Regions from separate parts of the Homo sapiens genome. Here region 1 is linked to region 2. A link is a contact called in ENCODE Hi-C or POLR2A ChIA-PET data. All regions are on one chromosome and are shown on one strand. The core of a region is the stretch at or near the end of the contact, and the rest is flanking DNA. Distances in the headings are between cores, read along the strand shown. Region 1 has its middle 73 kb from the start of STK24-AS1. Region 2 overlaps STK24 (serine/threonine kinase 24).

Region 1 (2,795 bases), core at 178-2,677, 140 kb before region 2:
GACACAGCCTCCTTTGTTTCACAGGGGTCTGCCCCACCCTGCTTACCACATGAGCCTTGACAATCGCTCCAGAGAGTCTGCTTTTGAGAATCTCTTGTAATCTGTTTTACCCTGGAAAAAACTTTTATGTCTACTGATCTGCTGGGGCCCATCTACCTGACCCATTCCTATGACTTAAAAGGCCCTCCCTTTTTCCTAACCAGGTACCCTACTGTCTTGCTTAACTAATATGATTATGTCCTCAGCTGGACTAATGGGGGGGACCAAATCCTTCTAGGGGAGAGGGAGAGACAAACAATCAGGTGTTTCTGAAACCTTATCTCCTCTCTCCATCAGCGATGTCGACCATGAAGGATTGGACAAGACTATATATTTCAGGAGCACCGCTCTGGTATGCAAATCTGTGCACAGAGACCCATGACTGCTGAAAACCAGTTTTAATACCTGGTTTCTGAAAGACTCTTCCAGAAGCAATGTGGGTCTTCATCTTGTTGCTATGGAGGTTGCCAAAGGCCTCCAGCTCAGTTTCCAGAATTCGCAGCGTTAGAGATCCCACCATTCAGACTTATTCAAGTCCTTTCCCATGGGCAAGACTCAACAAAACCAACATGCTCACTCACACATTTACAGTGAAAACAGTCACATCTTCATTTTAGCAGGTCAATAACCTTGGAAAAAAAAATACATTCGGATTGGAGTTGTGCTGTGAATATGAAATTAAAATAGAAGAAGCCAGCTGTTGGAAGAAATATTTTTACCAAGCCATGGTCAGCTAATAAGTTCCCATTCTCCACTATCGAGAGACAGATACTGTTTATCCTGCTTGTGAACCCCTTTCCTTTCTGATTTCTGTGTTTCTGACCAATTCCTTTCTCTTCACCTTTCCCTTCTCAATGCTCCAAGCCAACTCTCAGAACTCAACTCACAAAAACATTGCACCATCATCATCCTTTGCATGGAGTTCGTGCCAATCCTAGTTGCACTTCCTCATCAGAACCTGACTATTTTATGATCATTTCTCAAAGCTTCTCTTCTCAGTCCTTGCTGCTGTCAGTTTCCCCTTCACCAAGTGCTTGGCCTCCTTGTCTAGAACATCCTTGCATGTCTTGGAATTCATGTAATCAAGGAAGAGGAGGCTCGGAAGCATCCGAGCTATGCCACCACACCCCTCGGGATGGCAAGCTTGAGAAACTGGCTTTGCAGGAAGCTTGCTGCAGTGAGAAACAGGCTTTATAGACAGGGCGATTGGCATGAAGGAGCCTTGTGAAGGTAGGAATGTATGTCACAGGCACAGTTTTGGGACAAAGTCCAACTCCGTACGTCCACAGGTGGAGCCGATTCCTGTCAGGTCAGTCTCCATCTAGGCGAAGCCCTTCCAGGAAGGGCACCGAGTTCCAGGGCTCGATGACATCACTGGGGCAGAGCTGCAGGACCAGCCCCTGCCCCTGCTCACTCTCTGTGCCCTTTGCAAACAATGGCCTGCCCCAGGGGACCAGGGTAGAAGCCTCCACCCTGTCTTTGCTTCTCTTATCTCTGAAGTATGGTTTCTCAACCTTGGCACTATTGACACTTGGGGCTGCATAATTCTTGGCTATGTGGGCTACCCTGTGCATTGGAGGCTGTTTAGTAGCACCCCTGGCCTTGACACTAGACGCTTCGTTTATGTCAAGGAAAAATGTCTTCAGACATTGATAAATATCCCTTCTGCGGGGCAAAACCACCCATGGATGAAAACTACGGATACCAAGCTGCCCTCCACTTTCAGAGCAATAAGAAGAGGACACAGGGCCTCTGCTTTCAAGTGGGTGCAGAAAGTAAGACTGGAGCGAGGGGAGGGTTGGAGCCAGCAGGTAAATGCTGTAACAGAGGCTTAGGCAATCCCCTGCCGCTGCATCTCAAACACTTGTTTGTGCAACAAATAATTAAATATGCTATGTGCACAAATCTGCCCATTTGTAGATTCTGGACAATTTCAGAGATACCCTCCTGTCCCCTACCACGAGGCTACTTGCATCTATTATGTTTACCCATGCCAAGTCAAACAGAAGACTCCTCTTTTAAAGTCCTCAAAGCAAAGTTCTCAAAGTCCAAGTTCACCACCAGCATCTTAAGAAGTGTGATTGTTGGCTGGGCGCGGTGGCTCATGCCTATAATCCCAGCACTTTGGGAGGCCGAGGCAGGCAGATCACGAGGTCAGGAGTTCAAGACCAGCCTGGCCAACATGGTGAAACCCTGTCTCTACTAAAAATACAAAAATTAGCTGGGCATGGTGATGCTCACCTGTAATCCCAGCTACTCAGGAGGCTGAGACAGGAGAATCGCTTGAATCCGGGAGGCGGAAGTTGCAATGAGCTGAGATTGCGCCACTGCACTCCAGCCTGGCGACAAAACGAAACTCCATCTCGAAGAAAAAAAAAGAAGAAGAAGTATGATTGTTGTTGTCAATGATGATGTTATTACTGCATAAACAACATTAAGGAAAATTTAAAAAACAAACTGGGCTAGGTATGATGGCTCACACGTGTGATTACAGCCCTTTAGGGGTCTGAGATGGAAGGACTGCTTGAGGCCAGGAGTTTGAGACCAGCCTGGGAAACACAGCAAGACCCTGTCTCTACAAAAAATAAAACAAATTAGCCAAGTGTGGTGGTGTGCTCCTATATTCCCAGCTTCCTGGGAGGCTGAGGCAGGAGAATCCCTTCAGCCCAGGAGTTTGAGGCTGCAGTGAGCTATGATGGTGCCACTGCACTCCAGCCTGGGTGACAGAGCAAGACTCTATCCCTTTAACAAAAACA
Region 2 (2,700 bases), core at 190-2,689:
CCCAGGTGTTCGAGGCTGCAGTGAGCTATGATTGTGCCATTGTACCCCAGCCTGGGTAACAGAGTGAGACACTGTCTATCTCTTTTATTAGTAAGGAAAAAATACTACCGTGTGGTTGTTCGGAATAGCCTTACCAGCTAAATGCCTGGTTTAGCTGTGGGTTTTTGTTTCTGTGTTTAAGTAAAAAAATAAAAACCTTTACCGATCTACAATTCACCCACTTAAAATATACAATTCAAGAGTTTCTGGTATATCACAGAGCGGTGCAGCCATCACCACAATTTTAGAACATTTCATCCCCTCGAAAGATACTCTACCCATCATCATTCACTTCCCATTTCTTCCCAGATTCCCGAGTCTCCTTTCTGTCTCTATAGATTTGCGTATTCTGGACACCTCATATAAGTGTAATTATAGAACATGTGTCCTGTTGTGTCTGGTTTGTTTCACGCGGCATGTTTTCAAGGGCTCTGTTGCAGCATGTGTCAATAGCTCTTTTTATTGCTGAATAATGTTCCATTCTGTGGATAGACCACACTTTGTTATCTATTTATCAGTTGGTGGATATTTGGGTTTTTATTTTTTGGCTGTTGTGAATACTGTTCCCATGAACATTCGTGTACAAGTTTTTGTGTGGATATGTTTTCCTTTCTTTTGGATGTATTACTTGGGAGTGGGGTTATTGGGTCAAATGTGTTTTGGGAGCCCCCATCTGAATTGGGTTCCAGTATCAGAGTAGCTAGCGACCCTTCCCTAAGGGGAACTGAAAGGCAGCTGGATGTGGGTGATGACCGTGTGCCTTTCACAGGATGCTTCTTTTACCTGGTGGATGGGCTCACGCATAATGGTCTGAGCCCCGACTCGGGAAACTTGTTTATACTGACGGACACCCCTGTGGGTCTTGTCTGACTACCTGGCCATCATTCTGGTGCTGGGAGTCCAACCTTGTTTGCTCCCACACGTCCTGGGGTAATGTGGTTGGTTCTTCGGATGGAGGGTACAGAGTCCGTACACCATCACAACAGGAAGCAAGTTCAAACATATATTTTAGAAGATGCTTTTGAAAAATGGCTACATAATGATTGTACAGATATCTGAGGTACATGTGATATTTTGATATTACATATAATATGTCGTGGTCAAATCCAAGTTCAAAGACTTATTACTTACATATCCTGGGCAGGAGGCAGTCCTCTGTCCTGGGTTACACAAGGCAAGAATGAAGAGTCAGGCAGAGAGAGAGAGCGACAGAGAGAGTGTGCACAACTGGCAGTATACATTATATAAGAGGGAACAGGGCGTGGGGCTCTGTAAGTTCTCGGGCAGGCCTGAGTGTTCTGTTTAAAGGAAGCAGATGGAACATGGGGAGCTCAGTCTGCTGGGTGTAGGAGATGCCTCTAAGTTCTTATCTTGGCCAGCGAGCTGGGCCTTTTGGGTGTGGTCTAGAACTGGAGACCGTGTCAAGGGTGACTAAGCCCTGCTTCTGGTATGAGAAAGTTAAACTTGTATTCAAAATGGATGCCAAGGCAACATAAAATTTGAAGAGTTTACTGTAATATACAAATTTTATGTTTAACCTTTTGAGGAACTGGTTTTTTTTTTTGTTTTTGAGGAACTGTTGAGACTGTTTTCAGTAGTGGCTTATGTTCTCATGGTAGTGAATGAAGGTTTCAATTTCCCCTTGTTTGTTTTTTTAAAATTGTGTTAAGCAGTATCTCATGGTTTTCACATGCATTTCCCTCATGACTAATCATGGCTAATTGTGTTGAGCATGGTTTGTCTACGTTCTTGGCAACATTGATACTATAAAACTTTCTTTCACCAATCTCTTAGCTATAACAGTATTTTATGTTTATTTCCATTTCTATTAATCATAACTTTGAGCATCTATGTATGTTCTTAACCATTAGGATTATTCTGTTGAATTCATATCTCCTAGGAAGTTTTCTATAGTTTAATGTGTTTATTACATGTGATTATCAAATTCCCTTTCAATTTTCTAGTCAGGAAATAATTGTCTGATAATTAGGCTTATGAAGTATTGTGAAACTAAAAAAGGGTGCCCAAAACTATATGTTTTGGCCTGGTAGCCACATTACAAATTAATTCATTACAAATTATTTCTAGTCTGTGAACAGGAGCTCTTGTGAGTCTCACCAGCGCTAGTCACATTCCTCAAGCTTGACCATCCCTTTGAGAACTGATGAAACAGCTTTGAAATTGGCAAAGCTGAAGAATGGACTTCAAAGCAGAGAAGGTGTGAATTGTTTTAAGTGGGAGCTTCATGGGAATAAAATATGAGGCGTGGCCCTGAAGGTTAGTTTGTGGTATGTTACAAAGTTAACTCATTCTGATTTAAGACCACCTTTTCTGAGAGTTAGGGGAAAGTGCTTTTTCTCTCTGCCATAGCTCGTATGGCATGGAACCAGACACTGTGTACACAGACATGCCCCTGGCCCCTTTAAAATACCCCCTGTTCCTCCCACCCTCACTTTCCCGGACAATAGCAATAAGTTTACCAAGAAAGATCTCATCTTCTGTCCCAACAGAAATTCTAAGTAGCATTTCTGCTCTCCAGTGGGGCTTGTGGTGTAAGTTGCATTTAAATTGGCATTCTTTTCTGCTGACCCTGAAAGGCTAGTGGTTTACTTGTAGGCAAATACTCTTGCTGTTTATTAACATACATTCTTCTGTGAAATT

The links. Hi-C counts contacts between places; a loop is a spot of excess contacts on that map. ChIA-PET counts read pairs that join two places held with the same protein, here RNA polymerase II (POLR2A). Pooled maps may share reads with other maps.
Region 1: a loop to region 2 is called in a map of PC-9, with 9 times the contacts of the local background. The contact joins two enhancer-like sites. A Hi-C loop is called at or near these places in 1 of 168 maps with a recorded cell type or tissue (PC-9), 1 of 37 single-sample maps with no recorded cell type and 10 of 50 pooled maps. POLR2A ChIA-PET finds 5 or more read pairs at or near these places in 3 of 52 experiments (CD4-positive, alpha-beta T cell, OCI-LY7 and endothelial cell of umbilical vein).

Annotation. Positions count from the first base shown.
Region 1 is chr13:98,649,088-98,651,882 of GRCh38, reverse strand. No RefSeq gene overlaps it. Among named protein-coding and RNA genes, the nearest start is that of STK24-AS1, 73 kb to the right of the region's middle. Within about 2 kb of position 1,427, at least 7 of the 41 ENCODE cell types and tissues checked have a DNase peak (open chromatin) inside an H3K27ac peak, as active enhancers do; they include PC-9, where a contact is called at or near this core.
Region 2 is chr13:98,508,395-98,511,094 of GRCh38, reverse strand. The region is part of intron 2 of STK24 (serine/threonine kinase 24); the gene reads left to right. Among named protein-coding and RNA genes, the nearest start is that of STK24, 67 kb to the left of the region's middle. Within about 2 kb of position 1,439, at least 29 of the 41 ENCODE cell types and tissues checked have a DNase peak (open chromatin) inside an H3K27ac peak, as active enhancers do; they include PC-9, where a contact is called at or near this core.